Linked DNA regions of Homo sapiens: all the other regions are linked to region 2. The links are chromatin contacts, found by Hi-C or POLR2A ChIA-PET in ENCODE. All regions are on one chromosome and are shown on one strand. Each heading gives the region's core, a stretch centred on a gene start or an enhancer-like site at or near the end of the contact. The rest is flanking DNA. Distances are from core to core; before and after follow the strand shown.

Region 1 (4,094 bases), core at 1,450-3,949, 220 kb before region 2:
TCCTGCTCGCCTTCCTGGCAACACTTAGCTCCAGGTGCATTTACACATTTATCTGTGACTTGTTCATCACGTGTCTCCTCTAAATGTAAGCTTCACAGTCAGTCTAACCCAGTGCTTGGGACAGCGCTGTGTGCAGGGGGCTCCAGAGGTTCTGCTGAGTAAGTCAATGGCGCATTCATTCTCCTGGCTTCCTAGGCGCTGACCCTGATAACTTGATAAGGGCAGAGCCAAGCTCTTGGGCCCTGTGGCCCACACCCAGCAGCATCCCACACCCTGCTTGCAGCGGCCCCACTCTTCCATCCCTGAGTTGCAGGTGCAGCGTTCACTGTCTCCAGGCTCTGTCCTGGTAGCCTGGGCACTGTCATTACTGTATCCTTTGCTCAGATGGCCTCAGTGATTGCTGCCATCCATGGAAGTGAGTTCTCATCTCCTCCCTGACTTTCCAGGCCCCATGGAGTGTGTGTTCGCCCATTTAGGCTATCTTCCCTCCAAGACGGAATCTTGTTCTGTTGCCCAGGCTGGAGTGCAATGTCGCAATCTCGGCTCACTGCAACCTCCACCTCCTGGGTTCAAGCGATTCTCCTGCCTCAGCCTCCCAAGGAGCTGGGACTACAGGTGCACGCCACCACGCCTAGGCTAATTTTTGTATTTTTAGTAGAGACAGAGTTTCATCATGTTGGCTAGGCTGGTCTTGAACTTGTGACCGCAGGTGATCCACCCACCTGGGCTGCCCCAAGTGCTGGGATTACAGGCATGAGCCACTGTGCCCAGCCCCATTTAGCCACCTTATTTCATGTTGCTTCTCTGTAGTGTGCCGCTGCTAGACGCAGGTGGGTGCCTGCCCTGCCCTGCAGAATTCACCTTGCATGGTGCACATGGTTCATGCTGGCTTTACCTGCTCCTCCTCCCTCTTCTTTCTGTATACCCCAGACCAACTCTGTCCTAAGGGCTCCGTTTAAAGCCCATTTCCTTAATGGAATCTACTCCTGATCTTATTAATCTCTCTCTCTCTCTGGCCCTTGGCAGTTATAGTCTGTCTATGTAGTTTATAATAAACTTTATAATAAAGTCTGTCATCTAATGAAATAAGGAGCAGAGCAGATGAGTTTCAGGAGGGTGGAAGTTGGAGTCAGAGAGACCTAGGGCTGAATCTTTGTTTTACGACTTGCTAGCTGTGTGTCCTTCAGCAAGGTAATTACTGTTAATGAGCTTTACGTTCTCATCTCTGATATGAGAGGATAATGCCTTTCTCACATGGCTGTTTAAAGATTAAATAATGATAATACAACTCCTGGAATATAGTACACACTCAGTAAATATTATACTGACGGTCATTTCCTTCATGTTGGTGCTATAGATTGAATTGTGTCTCCCCCCTAATTGGTTGGTTTGTTTATTGATTGATTGATTGATTGATTGAGACAGAATTTTGCTCTGTCTCCCAAGCTAAAGTGCAGTGGCACGATCTCGGCTTACTGCAACCTTCGCCTTCTGGGTTCAAGTGATTCTTGTGCCTCAGCCTCCCGAGTAGCTGAGACTACAGGTACACCACCACATCTGGCTAATTTTTTGTATTTTTAGTAGAGATGGGGTTTCACCATGTTGGCCAGGCTGGTCTTGAACTCCTGACCTCAAGTGATCCACCTGCCTCGGCCTCCCAAAGTGCTGGGATTACAGGCGTGAGCCACCATGCCTGGCACCCCCCAATTTATATGTTGAAGCGCAAACCCTCAATGTGGAGCTAATTAAGGTTGAGACCATACGGATGGGGTCCTAATCTGATTGGATTGGTGGCCTTATAAGAGGAGGAAGAGAGATCACTCTATTCATGCACGCACACCAAGGGCAGTCCCCATGAGCACACAGTGAGAAGGCAGCCGTCTTCTCACGAAGAGAGTCCTTACCAGGAACTGAAGCTGCTGGCACTTTGACCTTGGACTTCCCAGACTCCAGAACTGTGAAAAAGTAACTTCTGTTGTATGAGCCACGCAGTCTGTGGTATTTTGTTCTGGTAGTCTGAGCTGACTAATAGAGTGTGCTTTGGCTCTAATTAGATGATGATTTGTTGAGCTGGCATTGATTGAGCCCTTGTTAGGTGTTGGGCACTATCTTACTTAACCTGACCTGTCTAATCTCTCAATTCTCAAAACCACTTTAGAAGTTGGTTAAGTTACTTGCTAAGTTCCCCTAGCCTAGTAGTGCCAGGATTAGAACTATGACTTCACGTTGCAGCCCTGTGAAATGGCACCTCCTGCAGTTGTGCAGGGCAGGCCTCTGCGGCTGTCCGTGGACGACCTTGACAGATGGGAGACCACATGTGTGTCCCTGACTCCAGTGCTCCTGCTTTCACTAGAGAGCAGATGACACACTCCTCGATGTCAGGGGAGTTGCCTTATATTTCATTTCTGGTGGCACTTAGCAAGTGCTCTGTGCACAGGAAGCAATTAAAAAATAATTTTTGGTTGGTTAATTTTCCCCAAACACTTAGCTCCTCCTACATCTGGAGAAAGAGTGAAATTTTCACCCACCCTCCCGAGCTCCCCCGTGTGCATCCTCTGAGCTGTTTGCTGTCAGCGAAGGCATTTGCGTGTCAAACCTACCCATAAACTTGCTGAGTTGACAAAAGCAAAGAGAGATCAAGTTTTCAGTTGTTGGAGAGTAGAACCGTTGTGAGTCTGAATCTGCAATTCTTTTATTCTCTCAGTGAGTAGAAGTGAGTCTTTGTGAGGATGGCCTTCAGCCAGTATCTTGACACCTCAGTTACGTAAGTAGTTCTCATCTTGTTCTCCTCTTTTGCTTTTTTCTCCCTCTCATGTACACTCACAGTAAGAGGCCTGAGAGAACGTTAGCCAACTCCTTGTTTTTTGAGACAGAGTTTCACTTTTGTTGCCCAGGCTGGAATGCAATGGCATGATCTTGGCTCACCACAGCCTCCGCGTCCTGGGTTCAAGCAATTCTCCTGCCTCAGCCTCCCAGGTAGCTGGGATTACAGGCATGTGCCACCATGCCTGGCTAATTTTGTATTTTTAGTAGAGACAGGGTTTCTCCATGTTGGTCAGGCTGGCCTTGAACTCCCGACCTCAGGTGATCCATCTGCCTCTGCCTCCCAAACTGCTGGGATTACAGGCGTGAACCATGGCACCCAGCCCTCCTTTTTTTTTTTTTTTTTTTTTTAAATGTTTGCCTCAGCTTTTGTTATTCAGAGAGAAATTGGTCTCATCTGCCTCAGGACACGGATGGCTTTACCTATAATTAATTAAGCCTTTTCCTCTCTGAAGTTGATGGGTTTGGACTTTTGAAAAAGATGGGCCATGTGGCATCTTAACTTAGGCTCAAGGTGATAGGGTTATAGATTTTAGACCTCCCGGACCCTCTCTATAGATATTGGCCAATATTCTTTATTAGCATGTTTATGTAGGTATTAGCCAGTATTCTTTATTGGCACATTTATAATTTATACCCCACTTCCTTTTCATAGGGCTTGCCATAAGACATATAGGTCACAATCAGGTCGCTAAGGTAAAAATTGAAAATAGACAAATGCAGTAGAGAGAGGGGAAAGCAAATATTCCAAATTCTTGACCTAATATATTTGTTGTGATTGAGTGCCTGACAGCCAAGGCAAAAATGGAAACTCGGCAGATTCCATAATTCTCCTTCCCTGGTAAGATGCCGACTTAGGGGAGAGACATAATCTCCAGGTGCAAGTTTATAAAAAGATTTCATTGTAAGGCTGTTTCTCCATGGGATATAAAACCATGTAATTTACAACACGTACAGCAACCTTAGCTCCAGTTCAGAGAGCCATCAAGGCTGTTGTTCCTGCCATTAGTCATGACCTTATCCTTCTCTGCCCCTAGCTAAGGCCTGTTCATCCTGTAGACTTTGACAGCCATCATCGCCTCCAAGAAGTCTGCCATGATTCTCCCTGCTCAGGCTGGGTCATGTCCCTCTTCTCAGTGGAACCATAAGACAGGGCTTATTTTTATCTCTGCATCTCTGTATTGCTTTATATATATATTTTTACAACTAGATGAGGTATTCCTAGGACTCATTCCTGGTATTGTGGTAGGTGTGGGGCTGATGTTTGTTGA
Region 2 (3,984 bases), core at 1,446-3,945:
TGCTTTTAAAACTTCGGTGGGGAGCCTGGGGGACCAGTATACCTGGAGCCACTTGAACGCCCTTAGAGGGTACACAGTAAGCAGGAAGCAGCCAGCATCAACCTTCCTGCTGCTCCCTTCCTGCCTCCCACTGAGTGAGTTTGGGTTCTTGTTCTACTGCGAGGGCAGACGTTCGCTATAGAGAAACTTTGGCTTTCTTCGTTGCCTAGTTGCCTGATTGCTCACACTGCAGGTTACTTTAAAATGTTTTATTTGTGTGTATGTCTCTATGGGTCTCTGAATATCCCTTATTTTCTAGTGAACTCAGCAATGCCTTTAAAACAAGTTACTGTACTTGATCTAGGATCTTTTATATTATAGTCAGAAGAGAACCTTCCAAATGTCTTTCTACCACTTGGCTGGAGGTGGAAGTCTTTGGTCATCTCTTCTCTTCCATGTCTACTTGCAGTTGATTTTCAAAAGAAGCTTTGAACTTGCTCCAGTCCCCTGCTTCTACAATCCCATTAATCCCATCTACTTTTCACATTTGGCAAAAGATCAGAGTCCTCAACTAAATCCCTGGGGAGGACAACTACCCTACATGATATCCTTTAGAATTAGAGCCATTAGTTCCAGAGAGACTCCTAGTGCACCAGGTAAGAGGCAGAGATGACACATGCTCATTATACTGTAGTGGAACCCCTAATTAATTGGTTAAACAAATGAACAAACAAACAAAAAATGGCAGATGGCCATGTCGTAAACCTACACCTTGACTTGTTAGCTGAAAGCCTGCTCATTCTGGGTTTGAACTAATGTGATTTCTCTTTTTATGTTTGATATTTTCCAACTATTTGACAAGAGAATGAGTACCAGGTTTTATCTGAGATGAATAGCACGTGGTTTTGTTGAGCCACATGCTTTAAACTTTTAGAGGCCCAGTAAAATCAGGTGGCTCTGATTTATGCTAATTGCAATATCGTTACACATAAATTCAGCTAAAACTGAAAAATTGCAGGCATTTCGGATGTATCACATGTTCACTTTAATGAATGATTTTTAAGAAAGTGGTTAGAAATTCACCTTCCAACATGTTCAGAATGGCTGGTTTCTTTTAAGCATTTGTTGTCCTGTAATGGCAATCCCTGCGGCGGGAAACATTTGACACCAAGTCAGTGCAGCTGGCTTGCACCATCGTGAATAACATTGCACCAAGTTATTAATAATTGAAGGAGCTTTTCACTTCCTGCTGAGTTTTGTGTGTAACTTATGGATTACATAATCCCAAGCTAAAATCTCAGGGAAGGTTAATTTCATCAAATGAGAAAGAGAGACATTTATATTTTAATTCTCACTCCCTGAAGTTATGTCTGTGTACCTGTTTTCATCCAGAAATATTATCAGTGGATGTATTGGTTTTCTGTCTTCATCACAGTAAACTTCCTTCTTCAGGAGTGACAGGGAGATATTTTGAATTCCTGCTTGAACCATCTTTGAGACTGTCCGGGCCACCCCACTCAACAACCATGGGGCTCTCTGAGCTTCTGTTTTTCTGTGAAATGGGTTAAGTAGGCCAGTGTTCCAATAGGGACTTGGGTCATGGACTCTGTTGGCATGCAGTCTGATTCTAGGTGGTACCGGAAACTCTGCCCCACACAGCATCAAATCAGGGGCTGTGGAATCATTCTCTTTTCTATTCTCCCTTTAATCCATGGGATCTCTTTAAGAAGAAAGTTTCCATTTGGATCCCCCTCTTTAATGCTGCTAATCTCCCTGTTTAAGAAAGAAAGAGACATTCTCAGGCTCGAAACCATTCCTCTTATGATAGTGTGGAGCTCACGTTTAACATCATTGCTTTGGTTCTAGAGTATTTCTCCCCCTCCCTAAAACTTTGATTTAAAAAATGTTCAAACTTAGGAAAAAAGGGAAAGAAAAGCACAATGAATAGCACAGACCCTTCACCTAGATTCACCAGGAATCAGCACTGTGGAGCACTTGCTTTATTTCTCACTCTCCCACTCGTGATTCTCCCCATCTGTGTTCAGAGAGGGATCATGTTCTGCTTAACTGTGGTAGTGACGTGAGTTGTAAGCCCCAAGTTATTTTTTAAAAGAAACATTCAGAACTGAATCCATTTATTAAAAGCTAAATATAGCCCACTTTACTCTTTCAAGTATACTTAGATTTACTATGAAACTGTTTGATGTTAGTTCAGTGGGTGAATTATTTTTGTATTTTACAGTAGTTCCCTCAAATGGCAAAAATTAAAAGGACCATACAACGAGACTTTCATTTTCGTTTGCTCTAATAACTATTAATAGCTAGCTGTATGATTAATTACATTTACCAAGTTTCACATTTGGTGACACCTCAAAGTAATCTTATCCCAGCCATCTTTATGCACCCAAGACACAGCCAAGAAATAGGAAGTCTGCAGAAAACAGATACGGAGGAGGCCAAACCCCAAAGCTCAGGGGCTGTGTTCACAGGCAAGCCCTGGAGGAACTCCTCTTGAAGGGCCTGTTTCCTCTGACTTGGTGCTGGGTTCCCATACGCCTCCCGATCCAGAATAGAAAGAGAAAACAAGACTGCTCAGAGTGAACAAGTCACAGCAGCAGGAAGTCGCAGGAATCGGACCACAAGTAAAAAACATGATCAGGCACCACAAACAGCCTTGCTCTGTGCTCAGGACAGTTCATTTAATCCTCACGCAGCCCCACAAGGTAGATGAGGAAGCTGAGTCTTCAAGAAGTAAAACAGCCTGCTCAAAGTCACCAGTAAGCAACACTGGGATATGAGCACAGGCGTGTGTGGCTTGCAAGCCAGGCTCTGTCTGTAAGGATTTAGGGGAGGTGGTGTGTATCTGGGATCACGGAGCACAGGACACAAGCTGGGACCCTTCTGGGTCTCACTGGGACTTCCGTGTACAAATGCACACATTGTAAGTGTTGGGGTTCATCAGGAGGCTCTCGGACATCTAGCAAAGGCTGAGTTTTGATAATGACCCTCATACATTTTGCTGGTGGACACGACAGTACGGAGTCTCTCCCCCAGCCTAAATTTAGCAAAATACCACCGGCCCTGGGGCCCCAGGAGAGCAGCTCCTTCGCCTCACTCCCTACTGCACCCTTTTCATTAGGGACTCTTTCCCTTCCCCTTTCACTTTCTATGTGGGATGCAGCTGAAGTCTCCCTGAGCCTCAAGGCCCATGAGGGTGACAGGAGAAAAGCCAGGGTAGAGATTGTCACTACTGTTATCTCACTGGTGGTCCTGACCCCACAGCCCTTCTACCAGTGCCGTATCCTCAGCGTGTGCCCGGTGAGTCATGGTGGTGGAGACCCACAGTCATTTCCCAAGCTTCATGCTCTCAGCCACGTGATTCCACCTGTGCCGCACTTCCTCAGTTTATCTGCTGTGTCCACCGTGCTGACACGGCGATAGCCACTGGGGGCCTAGCAGTAACCACACCCTGTCTCATGGAGCTAGCTCTCTAATGGGACACATGACCACACAGTTCATAATGATGGTGGGGAGTGCCCTCTATGGAGGGGATGTAAGAGTACTTACAGTTGGGGTCATCTAGGCAGGAAAAGTATGGTCATGTTCCCCAGAACTCTTAGAAATGGATCACGAGGTAGATGAGCTTACAGGAAACCGGGCCAGCATGGTGCCATAGAACAGTTCCCATCCCTGCCAAATTCTTCAGCCCTTGTGTCCAAGGTCAGATGCCTTGTCTTCCACAAAACATTCCCTGGCGTCCACCCTTCGTCCCCTTCAGCTACAAGTGACCCTCCTCTCCTGCAAGTATTCATCCTTCTGAAGGCTGGGCGCCAGGCACTAACAGACAGGCAGCTGCCTCCCAGACATAAGGAGCATGGGTCCTAACCAGGAATAAGCTTCACAGCCATTGCTGTCAGGCCAAGCCGTGGTCCAGGCACCTGCAGGCATTAATTCGTGTCCTCAGCCCCACACCCACGGGGAGCAGGTGTAGTTACTATTCCCACT
Region 3 (4,103 bases), core at 375-2,874, 180 kb before region 2:
GATTTTAGGAGTAACTTGTTTTTACAGCTCCTTCAGTGGGATTTTCTTGGATTGTCCCCTTCCCCCATGTTAGTTAAACAGCTTCTTGTTTGCTTTCTAAATGTTGGAGGACAACATCAATCTTACTGTTGGCTGAAAGCAGGAGGTGGGCACGGGTTTATGTAATTTAACTTCTTTTCTCTGCAAATCAGTAAATATTTACAAATGACCTTATCAAACAGTTTGGGTACATTCGGTCACTTGAAAGTGTGCGGCCAGAGGAACGATTGCCCGTCGGCCTGCTGCCAGTTCCGGGGGGCCTCAAAGGAAGGACTTACATTTTTAAAAATAGGCTGTCCATAGACCAAACGCTTCACAGGAAGTGGGCCTCACAGGAAGCCTCCCTCTCTCCACAGAACGGTTTTAGAAAATTTGCATTTTAAAGTTTGACTTCTAAAGATTCAACTCTTAATGGCTGGAGTCGATTGCTGGGAACTGAGGAATCCAAAAAATAAATAGTGGATTCTGAGTTGGGCTTTACCATTGCTGCCTGAGTTCTTTTGTTGCTTAGGGAAGGTAATTACAGAATTCTATTCCAAGAGTAAATGTCATTCTTTTGTGAGTAAGCTGGAAAGAAACAAGGGGATTACTTTTCTGTTTTTATAAAATGATCCCGATGTCATATGGTTTTAAAACATAACTAAATTTCTGGAGCAGAGATGGACTTTTGGGGGTGTCTCGGCCCTCTTTTTTTTTTCCCCAAACTTTAGAAATCTGACACAGTTAAATTCATTTTTAGAAGAGAATGCACGTGTTCTTCAATGTTGACGCTGAAAAACAATGAGATTCTCATTTTATTGGTAGTTTGGGTATGAAAATTGTAATATTGTTGTATCACCATAACCTGGTAATAATATGTTCATTTTGCCTATCAAACATAATACAAGTAAGATTGAAGTGCATTTTATGGAGTTCTACTGTCAGTATAATATTTAAGGCTGGCAAACAGTCAACAAATGAGAAGCTTTTAAAAATAAAGAAGTGATAATAGCTATACATCTACTTATTGCAAAGTACTTAATAATTCTCTATTAATGCCTTTGTATTTTAATTTTCTTTGCAGAGTATTGGGAAAGGGTCGTTGTGGTGCATAGACCCAGAGTATAGACAAAATCTAATTCAGGCTTTGAAAAAGACACCTTATCACCCACACCCACACGTGTTCAATACACCTCCCACCTGTCCTCAGGCATATCAAAGGTAAGCAATTCAGACTTCTTTTTTTTGGTCTACTGAAATGGCATTATTTTGGCAGAGACCTGCGCGGAAATTAATTTAATAGGCCGTACGAGATTTTAAAAATAACTGCAGGTAAATGAGAAAGAAATTAAGTATTATTAGGAGGCATATCCACTGTTGTATTTCCTACAAACCTTACCGCTGCTGCAGCGTCAGAGGAATGTGCTTCCAGAAGGCTTCATGGTGGGTGAAATCATGTCTTCCTGGGTAGAAACATTTACAAAGAAAAGTCGACAGCTTTCACATCTCGGTGTGTGTCATGTTTTGTTGGGATAAAAGTACAGGAACGAGTCAAGCAGGCAACTCCATCATCCCCTCATCTGGCCGGTCTCTGCAGACATTCAGTGGAGGCTCACTCAGTTGTCCCCACTGTTGTCTTTCGCAGTCTCCATGTAGACGGTGCTCCCAGGTGACCATTTTGTTGTGGTTACTTGGTCTTTGCTTCTTCAAGGAGAACAGTAGAAACAATAGAGACATTTTATCCTCCTCACATGCCCATTTGTTTGAGACAGTAAGGTCATGGGTACCATTTTTACAAATATATCATTGGAAGGGAGGGTAAGTAGCCTGTCACTTTTTTAAAAAGTGTCTTAATGTTAGATTCCAAAAGAGAGCCAAATAATCAGAACCAAATTTTTAAGATCAATTTTTATGAATACATAGTACTTGAATTTGAAGTGCATTCCTCAGTTCTACAAAAAAATATTTAAAAATGTATAGAAATGTTTCTATCGTAACCACCTAGTTAAGAGGAATTATCCTTGGACTGCAAGTTGAGGTTAATTAGGGATGGCATGATGTCATAGACTTCAGGAATTTTACAGTCCACTTCTTTGCAGATTCTTTTCCTAGTCTGCTGTTTGTTCTGCAGGAGGGAGCACAAAGTGATCTTCTGAAATAGCATTAATGAAGTTCTTCTGCATCTCAGTTGAGAAGCATTCCATCACAGGCCCTAGACAATCAGTCTTCAGCAAGAGACAGGGAGGAACAGCTGGGCTCTCTGAGAAGACTGCTGTATGTCTGCCTTTGCTAGGCGATTAGCGTGATGGTACCCATAGCAACTGGAGCGTCTCCATAGTAACGCGTAGCCGAGACAGGTGCAGTTGCATCACAAGGCTGTTTGTTGCCTGGCAAAAGGACAGGCCATTAGTACTTAGATATACACTGTTGCCTTAGAAACAAATAACCTTACATAGCAACTACAGTTGATTTGAAAGGTTTGGTGTGTGGGGGGGAAGGTTGTAGCAGCTTTTGTCTGTGTTCATAAAAATCAGTGGAAGCATACTTTATTCGAAATGACAACTTGAGGTCATATAGCTGTAGGAGAGAAAGTGGGATTTTCCAAAGCAGCCCAGCCAACATAGTAGACATGTCCAGAAGGACAGAGCCATATGCTTGGTTTTCTCCTTGTGGCCATAGCCACTCCCCAAATGGAAGAGAACCAGGATTGGAGTGGAGAATTGCCGATGTACAAGGTTGGTGAAGGAGGACGTGACACTAATTATTGAAATATTTCCCAGATTCTCATGTTTCTTTGTCATTCTACCCCCACCCCCCGACTCTCCAAGCTGCATGGAATACCCTTCTCTGGGTTTTCCACTCTGCACCTCAGAAGTATTTCATCTCCCTTTGCTTCTAGGAAGTTAAGAACATGAGTGTTACTCACTGGGTCATGTCATTGGTTCCTTTAGACCAGTATTTTGTTGCCAAATGTGACCCCGAGGGAAACACAGTAATTATTTAATAATTCGAAGGATTATAGAGGAGCTCTGGGGGTTGGAACAGGAATGCATATTCAGGCGAGAGGCATTCTGAGCTGGCCTTAGCTTAATGACTTCATTTGATTTTTAATATAGACATAAAAATGCAGATGAACCAGAGCTTTTGTAATGAAAATCATTTCCGAAGGAATATTTCAGACCCCACTCCGTCACCTCCAGCCTTTATCCCCAGTTGACTGAGGGGGGAAAAAAAACCAGTTTCTGCTTCTGCCCATGCGGTGCTTAGATTTCACCTCCACAGAGGTCACTGGCGGTGGAGGGAGATGACAGATGAGATTCTAGTCTGCCTCTTCCATGCCTTAAGTCCATGAGAACAAGTCACTTTCTCTTTCCTGGGGACTGTCATCCCTTCATCTGAAAGCTGAGAGTTTGCTTCAGGATCCTCTAGTGTGTGAAATTGCACTGAAGCCACTGAACACTGGGTAATTGTACAATATTTCTGTGTCTTAACAGTGATGTGGCATTTGGTTCAATTCTAAGCCATCAGGCCACTTGTTGACATGACCTAGAGAAGATGGAAGTGAAACACCGAGTCATTAAACAGGGACCCCAAAATGCCGAATTGACGTGATCTGGCTGGGTCCACTGTGATGCGGGGAATCACCCGTCAGCCCCTTGCTGGATCGCTGTGAGGGGTACCTGGGAAGTGCTTGGCTTTCATGGGGCTGGTACTTAGCATCCTGAAGAAGATGGTGATTATACTAGATGGGCGGTTATTGCTAGGACTTGCAGGTGTGCTTGGCAAATGTCACTCTGAACTGAGCTGCAGGTGGCTGGAAATGCTGCGGGAAAAGCGAGACATTTGAGAGCACTGCCCAGACCTTGCTCACATCCAAATACCATGCTAAATATTGAGATGTGTAGACCCGTGCCTCTGTTTTCCTTTTTTGCTTTTTTTTGAGACGGAGTCTTGCTCTCTCTCCAGGCTGGAGTGCAGCGGTGCAATCTTGGCTCACTGCAACCTCCGCCTCCTGGGTTCAAGGGATTCTTCTGCCTCAGCCGCCTGAGAGTAGCTGGGACTACAGGCAGGCGCCACCACACCCA

Evidence for each region. A loop is a pair of places that touch in the nucleus more often than their neighbours do. ChIA-PET counts read pairs that join two places held with the same protein, here RNA polymerase II (POLR2A). Pooled maps may share reads with other maps.
Region 1: a loop to region 2 is called in a map with no recorded cell type, with 6 times the contacts of the local background. The contact joins two enhancer-like sites. A Hi-C loop is called at or near these places in 2 of 168 maps with a recorded cell type or tissue (B cell and right cardiac atrium), 4 of 37 single-sample maps with no recorded cell type and 6 of 50 pooled maps. POLR2A ChIA-PET finds 5 or more read pairs at or near these places in 1 of 52 experiments (OCI-LY7).
Region 3: a pooled map shows a loop between it and region 2 (2.8-fold over the local background). The contact joins the promoter of FOXN3-AS3 here to the enhancer-like site in region 2. A Hi-C loop is called at or near these places in 1 of 168 maps with a recorded cell type or tissue (naive thymus-derived CD4-positive, alpha-beta T cell), 1 of 37 single-sample maps with no recorded cell type and 11 of 50 pooled maps. POLR2A ChIA-PET finds 5 or more read pairs at or near these places in 2 of 52 experiments (BJ and GM10248).

What each region holds. Positions count from the first base shown.
Region 1 is chr14:89,384,580-89,388,673 of GRCh38, reverse strand. All of the region lies in intron 2 of FOXN3 (forkhead box N3), which reads left to right. Among named protein-coding and RNA genes, the nearest start is that of FOXN3, 31 kb to the left of the region's middle. RefSeq lists enhancers at 2,022-2,121, 2,502-2,551, 2,602-2,671. Within about 2 kb of position 2,699, at least 13 of the 41 ENCODE cell types and tissues checked have a DNase peak (open chromatin) inside an H3K27ac peak, as active enhancers do; they include B cell, where a contact is called at or near this core.
Region 2 is chr14:89,164,027-89,168,010 of GRCh38, reverse strand. The region is part of intron 5 of FOXN3 (forkhead box N3); the gene reads left to right. Among named protein-coding and RNA genes, the nearest start is that of FOXN3-AS3, 180 kb to the left of the region's middle. RefSeq lists enhancers at 2,465-2,594, 2,795-2,844, 2,089-3,020. Within about 2 kb of position 2,695, at least 9 of the 41 ENCODE cell types and tissues checked have a DNase peak (open chromatin) inside an H3K27ac peak, as active enhancers do; they include B cell, where a contact is called at or near this core.
Region 3 is chr14:89,347,808-89,351,910 of GRCh38, reverse strand. FOXN3-AS3 (FOXN3 antisense RNA 3) reads right to left here and starts at 1,624. Exons shown (of 2, transcript NR_188029.1): 1 at 1,418-1,624. It overlaps FOXN3 (forkhead box N3), which reads left to right. Exons shown (of 6, transcript NM_005197.4): 3 at 1,103-1,239. RefSeq lists a silencer at 446-495.